Linked DNA regions of Homo sapiens: region 1 is linked to region 2. A link is an interaction called in ENCODE POLR2A ChIA-PET data of the cell type or tissue named here. Cell type or tissue: OCI-LY7. All regions are shown on one strand. Each heading gives the region's core, and the rest is flanking DNA. Links, peaks and the distances in the headings are about the cores only.

Region 1 (9,471 bases), core at 4,192-6,691, 110 kb before region 2:
CCTGGTGTGTGTACATATAAATGTGTGGACACGTGTGGACTGTGGCTGCATTGCATACTGTACATGACATATGTCTGTACTGGCATGTGTGTTATGGTGGGCATGTTTGCATGTGTGTGATCATGTGGAGACATGCCTCATATAGCAGGCTGGAAAGTGCTGTGTGTTTTGAGGTGTGTGGGCACATGGACATGCATGTTGGTTCAGGTGCACACGGACACAAGGATCACATGCATGTGTGTGTGCATGTGTGTGCATGCGTGCATGTACTAACACATGAACCCAAGCATGTGCGAGGGCAGGCCTCACGCACCTGCGGAGGTTGTTGAGCACCATGATGTTGGCATACATGTAGTACAGGTAGTAGCTGTAGGGTGGGTTCTGCTCACTGGTCCAGACGTCCGGGTTTGGGCTCTTGTCGGAAAACATGTGGTCGCTGTGCTTGGACTCATCATCCACGCTGTCAAACCCCGTCACCTGGGCAGGAGAGGTCCTGAGCACCAGGCCAAGGCAGGACCAGGACTCAGCCTCGGTTCAGCCTCCCAGAGCTCATAGCTGCCAGAGGCCTGTGGGTCTGGGCCCCTCAGGTTCACACCTCAGCTGGGGACCCCTTGGCCTGCCTGAGGCCATATTCCTCCCAGGGATGAAAAGTGGGTACAACACCAAGGTCTGCCCCTTCGGAGCTTCCATAGGTACTCTGGAGGTGAGACAGGAGAGTGCCAAGCCCCTGTGTGGTGGTGGTGACAGTGGAGGAAACTGCCAAGCCAGGTGAAGGGCAAAGCAGCCATGGCCACCACCTGCCCCTCTGCTATGCCGAGGCCAGCCTGCAGGGAGGAGTGGCCATTGCCATCAGCAGCAGCGACAAGCGATGAGGGAAAAGGGTCCTAGTACACATCACTCATCAAGCCCTGCTCAAAGCACTTTACTCACGTCAGTTAATTCATATTCAGAGCAACCCAGGAGGGAGGGGTTGGCTGCCAGCCCCATTTTACAATTGAGCAAACCAGGGCCAAAGCAATTAAGAAAGTTGCTCAAGAAACCAGGTTTGGCCAGACATGATGGCTCATGCCTGTAATCCTAGCACTTTGGGAGGAGGAGACGGGCAGATCACGAGGTCAGGAGTTCGAGGCCAGCCTGCCCAACATGGTGAAACTCCGTCTCTAGTAAAAAAAAATACAAAAATTAGCTGGGCATGGTGGCGTGCACCTGTAATCTCAGCTACTCAGGAGGCTAAGGCAGAAGAATCACTTGAACCCCGGAGGTGGAGGTTGCAGTGAGCCGAGATCGCACCAGCCTGGGTGACAGAGCAAGACTCCATCTAAAAAAAACAAAAAACAAACAAACAAAAAAAACAGGTTCTGGGCTCTGGGTCTGCACTCTTTGGGGCGGTAGGTAGAGAATACTCTAGGGCATGTCCAGGTGTGGCCAGGAGAAACCCGCCAGCTGCCTCACAGACAGATAAGAGGGTCCTTGCTGGGCTAAGCCATGGCTCCTGGGAGGCAGCTCTGCTCTCCAATCCCCACTGGGAGCTGCCCTCTGAGATGGGCCTGAGTAGCCTCAGGAAACCCCCACCCTTCCACTGCAGTTCTACCTTGGCTGGGACCCCTGGGGGGCTGCTCCTGAGTCACTGGAGCCTTCTGGCTGATCCCAGGGGTCATCCCCAACCAAGAACACATGCATGGAGGGTACGGGCTCTCAGCGCACAGGGGAGGCTTGCTACCAGGCCACGGCAGTGCTTTGCAAAGGGGCCTCTGAATAGCAGATGGGAGAAAGAGACTGTCCCCCTTAATCCACAACTGGCCCAAACTGGAGGGCTCCCAGCCCACGCCCCAGACCCCAGCCAGGTCTGCTGGCCTCTCCTGTTCCTATGGGGGCAGCAAAGGCCCAGAGGAGCAAGGCAGCTTGGCCAGAATCTTCCGTGTCACAGAGCCCTGTGTGTCAAAGGAAATGACAGGGTCCCTGCTATGACCCTAAGCACTCCCTAGACGGGTTTGGGGGGCCAGGGAGGACCTTGAGCTCTGCTCTGTGCTCACTAGCTCCATACTTCACCCGAACTTTCTGGGGCCTGGCATGCGGATAATTTCAGCCCCTCTTCAGAGCTCTATCCAGCTGAAGCAGGGCCTCACCACTGCATCTCCCACAGCCTCGGGTGCAAAATGCGTTGTCTCCTCCTCCTGCTCTTCCTCCTCCTCCCCATACCTGCTCTTCCTCCATTGCTGGCAGCAACCTTCGGACAGCACATCATCCATGCTCCTGCAAAGCCAGGCACCTGGGAGGCATCCTAGACTCCCCCCAGTGCCTCCTTCAGTCTCTGTCCAGGTCCTGCCAGGTGTACGCCCACCGCTTCTCACCAAGCCCCACACTTTGTGCAGAGTCCCTGCGCTGCCACACCTCAGAGACGCAAGCTGGTAGCTGCTGTGCACCTTACTATTCTCACTTGGGAGGCAACATAGAATAGGGGTTCAGGGTACATCGCTGGAGTCAGCCTGCCTGGAAACGCATTCCAGCTCTGCCACTTTTAGCTTTATGATCTGTTTTAATTTCCTTGTGTGTCAATTGAAGCTAGCAGCTTCACAGGGCTTTGGTGAGGATTAAATGAGATAATCCAGGGAGAGCACTCAACACCGTGTCCAACACGCACCAAGCACATAATAATTCCGCTTACTGTTAACAACAAAATGGTGATAGTAACGGGGTAATTGTGAGGCTTAGGTGAGATCACGTTGTGGCGTCTGACCAGGCCAGGCAGAAGCACGCACGAGTGTGAGCTATTTCCGCTGGGTCAAGCTCCCCTCCTGTCTCCAGGCAGGCCCCTGACTCTCACCCCTGCCCCCACCTCCAGCTACCTTCTCTTCTGGGCCAACTCCACACAACAGCCAGAATATGTTTGTCTAAAACATAAATTTGATGATGTCCCTCAGCTTGTCCAGTCACTTTCTGGGCACACAGACTCAATTCTTTCCCCGTGCCCCAGCCCTCGGGCTCCCCGCTGTGCCTCTCCCTGTAGAAAGTCATCCATCACCAGGCACTGGCCTGTATCACCATCTGATACCCCCTCGATCCCAGGCATCCGGAGGGTGGGACCGGCTCCCGCCCCCTCCGCCTCCCTCCCTGGTTAAGCCTCTCCCAGACTGCTCCTCTCCTTCTCCTACAACTGGATCCGGAAGGGAAATACACTTTAGGGGCTTGTACTTAATCACACATGGTGTGAGGGCCTCTGTTGCGAGGTAAAGCAGGTGAATTGAAGTGTTTGCATTTCCGAAAAAAAAACCTGAGGCTGCTGCTTGGTGCTGCCGGGGGCTAGATCCAGCCTTTCCAGCCCCACCTGGCAGGAACCGAGTTCCCAGTCTTTGCCCACTGTTGCCTTCCCTGCTGGGGGAAAGGCCTACCCCAAGACCACCACCCCCATCCCCCCACACCCACTGACTCCCAGAGCTGCCCCTGAGGAGAAGGGGACTTTTTAGAAATCTAGCTTCTTGGGGCTGGTGACCCCACGCCTGGAACACAGGTGGCAGGACCTAAGATACCATCGTGAAGGGCAGGAGCAAGCCTGACCCAGCTCACAGCGAATCCATTCCTGCCTCTGCCGCTATGAGCCCTGCCTAGGGCACCACCCACACTTACATATTTAAGGAAGAGGTGAAGCTCTCGATGATCTTGGGGGTTGATAGTGGCCTTGAAAAGGGGCAGGAAGATGTTCTCCAGCATCTTCCCAAAGTTTGGCAGCAGCTTCTTTGACCTAAATATGTCACTGGGGGACAGCAAAGACTCGCTTGTCAGGTGGATCCAACAGCCTGCTGCCCTGTCAGAGACCAGCCCCAGTCACTTCCTCAGGCACCCTGTGTCCCCATCAAACACCCAGAATCAAGTCAGATGGGACCAGAAAACAGATCCCTCCTCTGTCCTCCTCTCCCAGCAATGTCTGCAATATTCTGCCTTGGTTTGCAAGCTCCACACCTACCCATGCCCATCAGAGCACTTTCTCAAGCCAGAAGCCACTAGGAATGGGATGGTGGCATTCTGGCTGACCAAGAGACTGAGATATGAATCCTCAAATTCCCAGTGACCCAAACATTCTGTTACTCAGCTCTGTTTCCCTAAACCACATACCCCAGCCCATCCTGGAGCCATGGGCTCCACCCTGGCCAGCCGCCTGGAGAGGACAGCAGCCGTCTGAGTGACATCCAGGGAGAGGCCAGCAATGTAGACCACTACAGCTCTCCCCATACCCTGGGGCTCACCAAAAGGACAATCCATCCTCAACCCACAATGAGAAGAAGGCGGGGGTAGTAGTTCCCCCAAGGCCTTTGCACATCTATATTTTTCAAAGATCAAGAGTTCTAGTGTCAGCTGGATGCAGTGGCTCACACCTGTAATCCCAGCATTTTGGGAGGCTGAGGCAGGTGGATCACGAGGTCAGGAGTTCAAGACCAGCCTGGCCAAGATGGTGAAACCCCATCTCTACTAAAAATATAAAAATTGGCCAGACGTGGTGGCGGGTGCCTGTAATCCCAGCTACTCGGGAGGCTGAGGCAAAGAATTGCTTGAATCAGGGAGGTGGAGGTTGCAGTGAGCCAAGATCATGCCACTGCACTCAGAGCCTGGGTGACAGAGTGAGACTCTGTCTCAAAAAAAAAAAAAAAAAAGAGCTCTAGTGTCATGCAGACATCTTTTTCATCACTCCTTCTATGGAAAAATCCCTGGAAAGGACAAGCGTAAGCTGGCACCAGAACAGGCCCTACCCCTCAGGAGTGCAGACTCAGCAGCCCATGAGGGACAGATTGTCACCTCTGTAGGGCACAGGGTAGACAGCGGGCCACCTCACTTACTAAATCCGGGGCACCTGGATGATCCAGCGCATGTTGGGAGAGTAGACCTTGTGCTGGATGAACCAGTAGGCCAGGTTGGGCCACTCCTCAGGACTGCGGCCGTAGATGGAGAGCCGTGGCTCTGAGTACTGGTACTTGCTCTCCTCCAGCTCCCGGGCAACCTCCTGGCACAAGAAGAGCTTGGGTCAGCCCCAGTGCATCCCAGCTACATGGGAGACTCTCACTCTCCGTCACCAGCAGGGTCCTGTTGCTCCCCCAGCCACCTTGCTCCCAGGCTGGAAGCACTCATCTAAATCCCCAGGGCTGCCTGCTCCTGTAAGCTCTTGTTCCACTTTAGGAGAGGCCCCCTCTGGTGAGGAAGGCCTTGGGTCTGCAGAACCAGGCCACAGCAGAAGCATCTCCACACGGAGCTCATCTGCACCCAGCTAGGTTCAGGCTGCAGAGACACGAAAGCCAGGCCAGGTGCTGTGAGCTTGGCCAAGGTGGATACCCTTCCCTCCTCTTTCCTGCAGTTGGCACATGCAGCACTGCCTGGAGCAGGCAGCCAGACCACAGCACTGGGCACCTGGGCACCTCACCCTTCCCTGAGCTGATGGTACACAGAGGGAGGGGAAGGGGCCAGGGGCACACAGGGCCCCCACTCTCTGAAGGCAGATGTTGGGAGGCACCTGAGAGGCCTCAGAGAGACTGAGGGTTCACTCACCTTGACCATCCGAGCAAAGTACTCTCCTCCCAGATAGTTTTCAGTTTTCAAATACAGGTCACGCAGCTCACTGGCCCCCACAGGGTTGTATTTGGAGTTGAACTTGTCAAAGCGGTGGAATGTCTGCCGGCCCTGAGGGGGGAGACCACACCAATCAACGCATCGTTCTGCAGCCACCATGCACGTTCCCCTCTCTAGACCTTTACGAGGCGGCCTTCTGTATGGCCACACCGAAAGACATCTTCTATGTCAATTCTTGCATGAAACCTTAGAAACTCCTGAGCACCAGGACCATGGATCCTCACTCGGTCAGCTTGGGATCCTTTGGCAAGGCCCCCTGTGAAGGAACAGCAGAGGCCCCACCTGCAAGTTACCACAGCTCGGCTCAGGACATGGCTGACTTAGTGAGCAGAGAGGCTGCACCACTGAATAATAGAACATTCCCTATCACTACTCACATTTTGTAAAGCACTTTCTCCACATTATATCATTCAATGTTTTGTTTAACAAAAGTTTTTTTTGTTCTAATAAAGCATGTACAACACAACGTTTACCATTTCAACCATTTTTAACCATACAGTTCCAGTGGCTTTAAGTACATTGACATTGTTGTGCAACCATCACCACTAACCATTTCCAGAACTTTTTTATCATCCCAAACAAACTCTATACCCACTAAACACTAACTTCCCATACCTTCCTCTCCCCAGCCCCTGGTAGCTTCTACTCTCCTTTCTGTTTCTATGAATTTGCCTATTCTAGGGACCTTATATCAGTGGAATCATATGATATTTGTCCTTTTGTGTCTGGCTTCGATTTAGTATAATCTTTTGAAAAATCCATTCATGGTTGTTGCATGTACAGTACTTGACTCCCTTTTATGGCTGAATGATATTCCGTTGTATGGATATACCACATTTTGTTTACCCATTCATCTGTTGATGAACACCGGCTGTTTCTATCTGTTGGCTGCTATGAATAATACTGCTATGAACATTGGTATGTGAGTATCTGTTCAAGTTCCTGCTTTCAGTTCTTTTGGGTATATACCTAGAAATGAATTGCTGAGGCATAGGTAATTCTATACTTAACTTTTTTAGGAACTACCATACTGTTTTCCATAGCAGTTACACCATCATTTAGTGTTTTAATATTTTTTTAAGTTAATAAGGCACATGGCTGTCACCATTTTATAGGCAAGGAAATAAAGGCTTCTGTGAGTTGCCTAAGGGCACAAAACTCCTAAGTGGCAGGAGTGGGATTAGTGCTTAGACCTGTCAGGCCCCAAGCCACACACCCTCTTTCCCTGTCCCATGGCTGCCCCAGACCTGTTATTCTCTGAGGCCGCATGACCTCTCAGTCAGATAGAAGAGAAAGCTGCTTCCGTAGCACCTCCCGGCAAGCACAATCATGGTGGCTTTCCAGGGGGCTGAGTCCCCAGCCAGGGCTGCTGTCTGCTGGCGGCACTGGAGCAGAAGCTCACTCACCGCGTGGACATCCAGTGAGTCCACAGTGAGGTCGTAGGGGTCCATGTGCAGGCCGTCAAACACCTGCCGCAGGGTGATCTTCCGGCCCCGCTTCTCTGCCACAGTCCTGTCAGGCTCCGTCTGGTATGTGTGCTTGATGAAGCGCAGCAGATGCTTTTGGTTCATGCAGGCGGCCGCATGGATGTGTGTGTCCACCTGGAACACAGCGCCCACCAGGCCCTGAGTCAGGCCACCTCCCCTAGCAACAAGAGTTAAGACATCCAACCCTCAATGTGCACAGAACCCCAGCACCTCATGGGCCATCCGGGCAGCCCCACCAGTGTCTGGATCCCACCCCCCATTTCTCCTCCAGACTTCGGAACTGGTATCCCTCCCTTTCAGCCTTGCTGCGCATTCCACCTCCTTACAGCACCAGGAAATCTTTTTAAAATGCAGATTGGATCAGGCCATTCCCCAGTTAACAAATGACCTATGGGCCCATCAGTCTCAAGATAAAGCCCAAGCACCTTGGCCTGAGATTCAAGGCTTATTTCAAGCCTTAACTCTCGCCTTGCCACTGCCCCATTCTGTGCTGCAGCCGTGACAAACCACTTACGGGTACACCACACACCAAGGTACAGTACACTGCATCCCTTTGCCCACGTGTTTCTTCAGTCTGGAATGCCCTCCTTTCTCTCCACCATCTCATCCACCTAGAAATTTCCCACAACCTCCTCCATTTGGGAGCCAACCTTGTTCCTCCAAGCACAACTGAATGCTCTTTCCCTTGCCCAACCTCAAAACCTGGCACAGGCATCCCATTGTTGTGCAGACCGTCCCGATCACTCTAACGTTTGTGTGTCTACGCTTTCACTAGACTGGGAGCTCCTCAAGGACAAGGGCCATGTTTGATGCCTCTAAGTCTTCAGCACCTACCCCAGAGCCTAGTACAAAGTCGAACCAATGGATGAATGAATGAACAAATTAACAGGTACGACAGGTTCTCACAGTTTTAGTGATAACCCTGAGGGCCCATCAAATCCCACTCTTCCCATTGATCCCTCTCAGAACCCTCAGAGCATTCCCAAAGCAAACCTCCAAGTGGGAATGAATGAAAAGAACAGACACTAAAGGCCAAGCCTCCAAACACACCCTTCCTTGACTAGTTACACCTCACCCAAACTCCAGGGCATCCAAGTCCCAAGAAGAAGCCACTCTACTGGAAGCCGCTCTACTGACCCTAAGCCAACATATGGACTCAAGCTGTGGGGCCCAAGGCCAAAGATCTTAGAGCAAATCCTAAGAAGCAGAAATGAACAGTCAGCTTAGACTTCTCCCCACATTCCAGGGAAAGGCAGTTTTTTGCAGAAGGCACCTTTGCAGAAGGAGCCCAGCAAGGTCTCAAAACACCTCATGGGATTTCTCATGCCCTCTATATCATGCTAAGTCCTGTGATACCAGACCGACCCCTTGCATCTCTGTCCTCTCCTTTTCAGCCTCCTTAGTCAGCTCATCCTCACTACCAGACCTCTTAATAATGGAATTTCTTGATGCCTGGTCCTGGGCCCTCTTGTCCTCTCACTATAAATTCTCTCCAAAGGTGATCTGTTCCATTTCTGTGCATTTAATTATTTTCCTTATACCAATTCCCAAATTTATGCCACCAGCCAAAAGCTCCAGAACTGTACATACTATTGCCTTCTTGATATCTCTATCTGGATAACCCAAAGGCAGTTCAAATTTAATATATCCAAAAGTGGACTCTCCATCTCTGACCCCAGCCCAAACCTGATTTTCTCCCAGATTCTGGAATCCCAGGAAATGGTGTGTCCTGAATCCAGCTGGTCATGCTGAAAAACTGGGAGTCATCCTTGGCCTTCCTACTACTCCCTTCCCTCAGTGAGTCTCATCAGTTCTACCTTCCAAATGGATGTCAAATCCATACAATATTCTCCAACCTCACTGCCACCACGGGAGTTCAAGCCTGCATGTTCTCAGGCCTGAATTCACAGTGACCTCCTAACTGGTCTTGTTCCTTTTTCTTGTGCTCTGGTTCAATTCATTCTCCATACACAGAAGCTAGAAGGGATTCTTTAAATGTAATTTGATTCTGTTACTGAACCCTCTTCATTAATCTTAGGATGAGGGCTCTGCTAATATTGCCTGGATCCTACCCATCTCCCCAACCCCTCATCCCCAGTCTGCCTTTTCACTGTGCTTCACTCATAGGACAACCACAAGCCCTAAGGAAATGAAGCCCCAGCTAAGCTGAGGGATGGCCTCAAGTCACTATGGGTAAACTGACTCCCCCTCCCTGAGCACAAGGGACCTATGGGAGCTCCGGGGGAGGACGACAGCAGCCTCAAGGCCAGGCTGCTGACAGCCATTAGACCACACTCTGGAGCTACTGCTGCGGCCGACTGGGCGCTCAGCCCGGGCTGGGGTGAGGAGGCGGCTGACCTCAGGGCAGGGA
Region 2 (9,471 bases), core at 4,287-6,786:
CTTTCTATAAACAAGAACCCCCAGGCATGGGACCTCAGGGTGGGCTCCTCTTAGCCATATTCATACATGTGACTCTGACCCCCTAGCCACCTCTGATTTTACCAATAGTGAGCCTGTCACCTGCCAGAGCTAACTAGCACCTTTACCCCAAGGAACTTGGAGTGGGGGAAGAAAGAGAGAGAGATAAAGAGGCTCATGTGGACTCAGGAGCTGTAGGGCAATTGCGTTTTCTGCCACACTGTCTGAAGATCAGAGAAACCTGTTCTGCAAGGAGAGAGAAACATGAAACAAATACTCAAGACTTGCAGACGGAGATGCAAAGAGAGCCAGTGGACTTTTAGTTCTGGTTTCCAGGTCTCCCTGAAACCTGGCTACGCCTTTTTTTAAGCTGGCTTTTAAAAACGAGTCTCTCTCGGATCCCAGGTCTCCAGACAGCTTCAAAGTGGTGAGCCCTGACAAGCTATCAGGGTCCCACTCAGCAGTCCACCTGTGTGATGCCTGTGTGTTCGGGCATCTCTCCTTGGCTGCACTGTGCTCGAGCAAGCTGGGCTCAGGCACTGGTCCACACCTGTGCTTCACCCCTGCCCCACAACGCAGCCCAGTGTTTCAGCCAAAGTAGGTGCTCCGTCAACTGGTGTCAGGTTAAGACAGAGAAAATCCAAAGACATCATTCCTCTGTGAGGCGTGTTCCTCAGAGCCAGGCCAGGCAGCAACTCCCTCCCCATGCAAGGTTGTCCACAATAAATCCATGACCTGCCCAAGCCCTTCCGGCTCTGCAATCCATGGCCCTGCATGAGCCCAGAATTCAGCCCCTGATGCAGCCAGCCCACAACTTCCCAAGTTTTATTTTCATTAACCCAACTGGAAAATTGGACTTCACTCAGGATTGTGCTGAAAACCAGATGCTGGAGCTGGGCTCTGGTTTCCTAGATAAACACATTGCAATAATACGCATCTACCCGTGAGATGCTCTGTGTGGCGGCACATGGCAGCACTCCAGAAGAAAGAAAAACAATGTCAAAGCTTCATTTGAGGCTTCTCACTCCCCTTCCTGGCCAGCGGCTGGCCACATTTTTTGTTGGCCCCACTGCAGGCCAGCTCTCTCTCTCTGCTGGCTCCCCTCGCCCTGTCCCTACCTCTGGCCCGGAACTTTACAGCTTCTAGAAAGAACTTCAAGCTTTTCCCAATTGCCGTGTCTGGATCCAGCCCTTTTCCTCTGCGTCCCCACCGTGCCCTGTGTCGACCCCATCCTAGCAGCGGAAGACAGTGTTGCAACTGTTGGGGTTGTCTGGCCCCTCCAGAGGGCTCCAGCACAGTCAGTGAACATAGTTCTTAATGTTGGTAAATGGATGAATGAAAGTGAGTCACACCAGAGGCAGTGGGTGGGGGACAAAGTGGGTTGCACATATGAAGGAGGCACGGGCTTCAGGGATGTCGTTGAGGGCTGATTTCCTACAGCCCGAGTATTTTCATTCACTCATCCAAGGTTCACTGAGCTTTCCCCTTGCAACAGACCCTGTGCTTAGTGTGGGGACAGGCGGGATTCTGACACATCCCTGCCCTCAAGGGGTCCGCCACCTGGGAGAGGAGCGGTGGTAGCATAATGAGGTTTCCTGTTCCCCTTGCCCACTTCTTCCCAACATATAACCCCACCATTCTTGTAGTGAAGGTTTGTCTCTAGATAGTCACCATAGAGTGGCAGAAACTCTGTTAGCATAAAAACCACAAGCTATGGAAGGCAATCAATATTAGAAAGAGAATGACTTGGGTTTTGGGGCGTGAGAATTTGAGACAGTCTCGCTCTGTCACCCATGCTGGACTGCAGTGGTGCTGTCACAACTCACTGCAGCCTCAACCTCTTGGACTCAAGCCATCCTCCTACCTCAGCCTCCTGAATAGCTAGGACCACAGGCACATGCCACCACACCCAGATAATTTTTTACATTTTTTTAAGAGACGAGATCTCCTTGTGTTGCCCAGACTAGGCTTGAACTCCTGGGCTCAAGCGATCCTCCCTCCTTAGCCTCCCAAAGTGCTGGGATTGAGAAAGACTTGTTTTATGATGCTCCTCTGACTATTTTGAAAGACGTTAATTCCTGAAGACCTCAGGATGTGATGCTATCACTCTATAACAGAGTAGGAATCCAAGGGGAGGCCAGGGAGTGCAAAGAAACGGGGTCATAAGGGAGGCAAAGAGGGCAAAGGGAACACCGATTTGCCTATCTAAGGCTGCTGCTATATGGACCAGTGGATGATTTGCTGAGAAAATTAACTGCTTTGCTGCACCCTTTAGACTCCACAGGTATACATGAATCCCTGACAATCAGAGGTGTTAGAGCTGTGTACAAGAATAGTTAAAGAATTCCAAGATACTTCCAACGGGGCATAATTGGGAATGGCACAGGAGCCTGTGGAGCATAAAGGAAGGGAGGGCTTCTTAGGGAACCCATGCCCTCATTCAGGCATGTACGCTATGTGGCATTTGGCTTTGAATCCTGCTGTTGTCCTTCTCGCTTATTTCCTTGGCCTCTCTGGACCTCAACTGCTCCAGGTGGATAGTAAAAACCCCATTGCATTGTGCAAGGGGGAGAGGCTCATGTCAGGAAAGATGAGCACATGGATTCACAGAGCTGCCAGGGAAATCACAATCACAAACCCAGCTGTTGTTGTCAGGGACATCTCTCTGACGAACTCACAGCTCACAGAACTGTGGCTCTGCTCCAGTCCGTGTGGTGTTTCTCTCTGCTGAGGACAGTCAGATCCCAGAGAGGAATTCAGTTGCTGCCCGCTTTCCTGGCCCTTGGCCCCCTCGGTTACTGAAGGGTGGTGGATCCTTAGGGTAATCCAGGGAACAGGTCACATCTCCTTCGAGGAGAGTAGGGAGGGCAGAGCAAATTTCTTAGCAACTTCAAAGCCTGACGTAAAAGCAAACAAATACCAAAAAAGGTTTGGTTTAGACAATAACATGTCATCTACATAAATGCAAATTGGTTTTTTTTCAAATTTTATTATTATTATAGTTTAAGTTTTAGAGTACATGTGCACGACCTGCAGGTTTGTTACATATGTATACATGTGCCATGCTGGTATGCTGCACCCATTAACTCGTCATTTAGCATTAGGTATATCTCCTAATGCTATCCCTCTCCCATCCCCCGGACCCCACCACAGGCCCCGGTGTGTGATGTTCCCCTTCCTGTGTCCATGTGTTCTCATTGTTCAATTCCCACCTATGAGTGAGAACATGTGGTGTTTGGTTTTTTGTCCTTGTAATAGTTTGCTGAGAATGATGGTTTCCAGCTTCATCCATGTCCCTACAAAGGACATGAACTCATCCTTTTTTATGGCTGCATAGTATTCCATGGTGTATATGTGACACATTTTCTTAATCCAGTCTATCATTGATGGACATTTGGGTAGGCTCCAAGCCTTTGCTATTGTGAATAGTGCCGCTATAAACATATGTGTGCATGTGTCTTTATAGGAGCATGATTTATAATCCTTTGGGTATATACCCAGTAATGGGATGGCTGGGTCAAATGGTATTTCTAGTTCTAGATCCCTGAGGAATCGCCACACTGATTTCCACAATGCTTGAACTAGTTTACAGTCCCACCAACAGTGTAAAAGTGTTCCTATTTCTCCACATCCTCCCCAGCACCTGTTGTTTCCTGACTTTTTAATGATCACCATTCTAACTGGTGTGAGATGGTATCTCATTGTGGTTTTGACTTGCATTTCTCTGATGGCCAGTGATGATGAGCATTTTTCATGCGTTTTTTGGCTGCATAAATGTCTTCTTTTGAGAAGTGTCTGTTCATGTCCTTCGCCCACTTTTTGATGGGATTGTTTGTTTTTTTCTTGTAAATTTGTTGGAGTTCATTGTAGATTCTGGATATTAGCCCTTTGTCAGATGAGTAGGTTGCAAATATTTTCTCCCATTCTGTAGGTTGCCTGTTCACTCTGATGGTAGTTTCTTTTGCTGTGCAGAAGCTCTTTAGTTTAATTAGATCCCATTTGTCTATTTTGGCTTTTGTTGCCATTGCTTTTGGTGTTTTAGACATGAAGTCCTTGAAATTGGGCCACTTTTTTATGTGGAAGAGAATTAAGTCCTTAAATTTTAAAAACTAAAGGAAATTCAAGGTTTTAATTTAAATTAAATTTTAAAAACTTAGGAAATTGACATGATTATTATAATGAAACTGTGAAGACTATTTTCAATTATAATTATAAAAATGTGTTGGGAGGCTGAGGCAGGCAGATAACCTGAGGTCAGGAGTTCGAAACCAGCCTGACTAACATGGAGAAACCCCGTCTCTACTAAAAATACAAAACTAGCTGGGCATGGTGGCGCATGCCTGTAATCCCAGCTACTCAGGAGGCTGAGGCAGGAGAATCACTTGAACCCGGGAGACAGAGGTGGCGATGAGCCGAGATCGTGTCATTGCACTCCAGCCTGGGCAATAAGAGCAAAATTCTGTGTATTTAAAAAAAAAAAAAAAGTGAAGACCACTTAATTATAAAGACTTTTTTGTGTATTTCAGACTTCTCTGTGACTTCTCTCATAGGAATGGCAGGATATCCTTTCTTTTTTTTTTTTTTTTTTTGAGACAGAGTCTCTCTCTGTTGCCGAGGCTGGAGTGCAGTGGCGCAATCTTGGCTCACTGCAACTACACCTCCCAGGTTCATGTGATTCTCCTGCCTCAGCCTCCCAAGTAGCTGGGACTACAGGCATGCGCCACCATGCTCAGCTAATTTTTGTATTTTTAGTAGAGACGGGGTTTCACCGTGTTGGCCAGGCTGGTCTTGAACTCCTGACCTCAAGTGATCCGCCCGCCTCAGCCTCCCCAAAGTGTGGGATTACAGGCGTGAGCCACCACGCCCAGCTAGGATATACTTTTGTTCTGAATAAATGACGACTCCTAGAGAGAGACTCACGGAGTAACCACAGGCTACTGAGACTCCCAGCATTGGAGAAGGAGTACCCGGCTCTGAAGGAGGGAGCCGGGTGCATCACAGCACTTACTAAGCTGCACACATTTCAGTGTCTTTGAATTGCCTGTGAATATCCTTTAACCAATTTTCTCATGGTAGTTGCGCCTTTTTTTTTGTTTTTGTTTTTGAGACGGAGTCTCACTCTGTCACCCAGGCTGAAGTGAAGTGGTGTGATCTTGGCTTACTGCAACCTCTGCCTCCCAGGTTCAAGTGATGCTCCTGCCTCAGCCTCCTGAATAGCTGGGATCACAGGCGTGTACCACCACGCCCGGCTAATTTTTGTATTTTTAGTAGAGATGGGGTTTCACCATGTTGGCCAGGCTGGTTTGGAACTCCTGACCTCAAGTTGATCCATCCACCTCGGCCCCCCAAAGTACTGGAATTACAGGTGTGAGCCACCGCGCCTGGCCAGTTGTACCTTTTTGATGGATTTATACTTACTATATATTCCTTATGAATCTTGATATTTTGTTCTATATACACTGCAAATCTTTCCCATGCTGTTTTCTTTTTTTTTTTCCTTTTTCCTTATTGCTTCCTCAGTCTATGAATGAAACTCATCATTTGTCTGTCCAGGACTCGTCTACTTTTCTTGAGGAAACAGATTGTGAGACAACCTGAGTGAAAAGGTAGGAGACAAGACTGGGGAGAAAACCAAAGAGGGAGGATCAGAGACTCAGAGCTAGGAGCTGAAACTCAGGAAGGAAGGAGCCAAGACAGGGAAAGAGGAAGAGTCTCTGAGAGAGAGGAGCTGAGACTCAGAGAAGGAGGAGCCGAGACTCAAAGGGGGAGGAGCTGAGACCCAGAGAGGGAGGAGCCAAGACTCAGAGTGGGAGGAGCCGAGACTCAGAGAGTGGGAGGTGCCAAGACTCAGAGTGGGAGAGGCCGAGACTCACCGGGAGGAGCCGAGACTCAGACAAGCTGACAGGGACTCGAGAGAGGCCAGACTTAGAAAGATAGACACCAGAGAGAGGGGGCAGAGATGCAGAAAAACTTTCTTTTGTGTTCTTAATGTTTTTATGGTGTCTTAACTTGCAAAAAAGTTTTCGAGTTTATGTAGTCAAATCTACCAGCCCCTTCTTATTAAGACTTCTCAATTTTAGAATCTCAGAATGGTCTTTCCCACTCCAAGATTGAAAAACTGCTCTCAAATGTTTTGTTCTAAAACATTTTAGTGTTGTTCTTTAGTATTCCTTCCGTAATCCATTTGAAAATTTATTTTCATTTGTATATGTGTGAGATAGGAATTCTAATCCAATCATTTCCCAGATAGATAACTAAGAACATCATCTATTATAATATTCACCCTTATTCCCCTCTTTGTGCCCTGTCATTTCAAATACCGTATTCATTACTTCTCAGGCTTTTGGCTAAGATCAAGTGTGAAATACCATATTCATCATATACTAAACTTCTACATGTAGATGAATCTGTTTCTGGAGTCTCTGTTCAGTTCCACTGAATTATTTGTCTATGCTTGTGCCAATCCCACAATGTTTTAACCACTATAGCTTTATGGTATATTTTGATATCTAATAGGGAAAATTCTTCACTATTGTTCTTTTTCAAAATGTTCTTGGCTAGACTTCTGCATTTTTTCTTCCAGATGAACTTAAGAATTTGTGGTCAAGTTGCATAAAAAGTTCAGAACCCATCAAATACTTTGTTTCTAAATGTTTCTCCTTTTCTAGTTACTGATCTATTTCTCCTTCTCCCCATCCCACCTCCTTTAAGCAGTACATGTGGTCATCAGCAAGGCACTCCCAAAATTCTAAGAAGTAAAAATTTTAAACCCCCACATTATAAATAAAACTAGAACATGTAGAAAGCAATAATCATAGACTATTCTGGGGTAAGAAGTAGGAAGCACAGAACCTAATTGATTCAGTTTAACAAACTTATTTTAAAGAATAAAGAGGCTGGGTACAGTGGCTCACACCTGTAATCCCAGCACTTTGGGAGGCTGAGGTAGGATGATCACTTGAACCCAGTAGTTAAAGACCAGCCTGGGCAACATAGTGAGACCCATCTCTACAAAAAATAAAAATAAAAAAATTACCCTGGCATGGTGGCACACAACTATAGTCCCAGCTACTTGGGAGACTGAGGTAGGGAGATCGCTTGAGCCCAGGAGGTTGAGACTGCAGTGAGCCATGATCACACCACTATGCTCCAGCCTGGGTGACAGAGTGAGACCTGGTCTCAAAAAAAATAAATAAAGAGAATTGACTAATCATAAAGGGTCAATGATACAAGCACAGAAAAAAAAGGGATGAGCTTTTTTAAGCAAAGTCAATTCATGACTGCCCACAATACAGGGATGGGCAAATATGCGACTTGTGCCCTTCTTATGTCCCCTCAGCACTATCCATTTCAGACCCACCAGCCCAACTTCTAACCACCACATCTGTTGCTCTTGACTGAAGCTCTGGCCACCAGAGCTCGTTCTTCCCATGTACGCAGTAGGAAGGATGTGTTGGCAAATTAGCCACCCAATCCACTCCCTGGTCAGGAGTATCACTCAGCCAATGACTTATGAGAGTTGGTGCATAAAGACCCAGATCTCCAGCCGAGCACAGTGGCTCATGCCTGTAATCCCAGCACATTGGGAGGCCAAGGTGGGCAGATTATCTGAGGTCCAGAGTTCAAGACCAGCCTGGCCAACATGGTGAAACCCCATCTCTATTAAAAATACAAAAATTAGCTGGGTGTGGTGGTGCATGCCTGTAATCCCAGCTACTCGGGAGGCTGAGGCAGGAGAATCGCTTGAACCCAGGAGGCAGAGGTTGCAGTGAGCTGAGATCACACCACTGGACTCCAGCCTGGGCAACAGAGTGAGACTCTGTTTCAAAGAAAAAAAAAAAGACCCAGATCTCTGGACCCTAGGTTGGATTAACATGGGGATGCATATTGTACACTGTCTCCCAGAGTCTTCAGTGAGGCTAAGCTTCAGTTACCCACAGTGGTATCTTGTTTGATAACACATCTGTATTGGCTTCCTTCCTTTCCCTGTTTCATTTCACTCTGCTACCACTGTTTCCTGGAACCACTTTCCAATTAAACCATTTGCACTCAAATCCTTGTTTCAGGGCCTGCTTCTGGAGGAACCCAAACAAAGAGGGGCAGTCTCCTGACCCAAGGCCTTAACCTACCCAGCTTCAAAGGAAGTCCTTCCCCCATCCCAGGCATGGGGGTAACAGCTGATTAGAACCTGTTGCCATCAACAGGTTGCACCATCATGAAACGATCACCCCTAAATCTGATTCCAAGCTCACCAAGCAATCTTCTGAGGATGACCTGGTTTCCCAGATGGCTTTCCATTAAAAAAGAGGGGATGCTGACAAGAGGCAGCAAATGCCCAGTCCCCAAGTGGTTTTGCTTCTCATCGCCAACAAATGTTTAGCAAGTAGTTTACACAGTAAGCACTTGCAAGCTCAGACAATGAAACCCTATTCTGAGTGAGATAGAGCCACTCTCAGTGTTGATAAACATGTGTTTCCAAGCCTACCAAGATGAGAACCAGGCTCTGGGCCAAGGAGACTTTCCACCCTAAAAGCTGATTCATAAAGAGCCTAATGGAAGTCAACCAGCCTCACCTGCCAGCACCTGACCTGGCCACATACCTTCTTACAGGCTCTGGTGGCAGTGTTCCACTTCTGTTAAGGGAAGCAATAACAGATGGCTTCACAATTTTTCAAACCTTTATGCTCCCTTTTTTATGCTTCCTCCTTTTACTAGAGGAAAATCTGTGCACCCTCTAGTACTTTAGTTCCCAGGGCATTCACAATGCCAGGATCTCCATTTCCTGTTAGACTTCTCTCTTCTACCTGAGTCATTCTAGACTGCTGGTTATGAGCAAGAGAAGCATAACTCTGGATTTTCTGGGACAATTCAGATTCCAAATATGCTGAACTTTAGCCTTAAACTATTAAAATATCCATGGAATTCTAAGATTTCTCTGTCCAACTAACCTCTCCCATATTGCATTAATACTGGGAAATAGCCCAAAACAATTTTTGTAAGACGATGTGTTCTTGATGTTGGTTTGGTTCTGAAAATCTTGTTATAAAAGATTCCTGAGCTGTGATACACACCCATCCTTGAGCTGTTTCTAATTCAATTACTCAGGCTCTTATATTTAGCCAAAGGTCCTTTATTTGGACCAACTCATTCCTTTATATACATTGGGTATCTTAAATAATGAAATCTCTTAAATTGGAGCTCCTTAAACCAAAGTGAATTTTTTAAGAAAGAAAGAAGAACAAGAGAAAGACAAGCCAGTGTTCCCAGAACACCAGTGGCCCAGGGGCCCCATTGAGATGGGGAGATTCTGGTGGCTGATGGGGAGCTGTCCACTAGGGAGGTGCTGACAATTTCCTGGAATTTATATGGGGACCGTCCTCAAGAGTTGTGAAAGAGTCCACTCCACACTCCTACCACCACCACATTCCCCAGAAAAAAAAAAAAAAAAAAGTA

Evidence for each region. ChIA-PET counts read pairs that join two places held together with the same protein. Peaks named below come from ENCODE experiments on the same cell type or tissue, not always from the same donor. Only the 100,000 strongest peaks of a DNase experiment are listed, where the experiment ranks them.
Region 1: POLR2A ChIA-PET joins it to region 2 with 6 read pairs; 2 of 35 experiments call an interaction of 5 or more read pairs at or near these places.

Annotation. Positions count from the first base shown.
Region 1 is chr11:10,491,092-10,500,562 of GRCh38, reverse strand. It overlaps AMPD3 (adenosine monophosphate deaminase 3), which reads right to left. Exons shown (of 15, transcript NM_001025389.2): 7 at 7,020-7,214; 8 at 5,533-5,664; 9 at 4,830-4,993; 10 at 3,625-3,751; 11 at 314-477. Among named protein-coding and RNA genes, the nearest start is that of MIR4485, 12 kb to the left of the region's middle. RefSeq lists an enhancer at 1-494. In OCI-LY7, for the core only: no CTCF peak of the experiment used is centred there; no DNase peak of the experiment used is centred there.
Region 2 is chr11:10,379,084-10,388,554 of GRCh38, reverse strand. The region is part of intron 2 of CAND1.11 (a long non-coding RNA gene); the gene reads right to left. Among named protein-coding and RNA genes, the nearest start is that of AMPD3, 71 kb to the left of the region's middle. RefSeq lists a silencer at 839-1,133. In OCI-LY7, for the core only: no CTCF peak of the experiment used is centred there; a DNase peak (open chromatin) is centred at 5,834.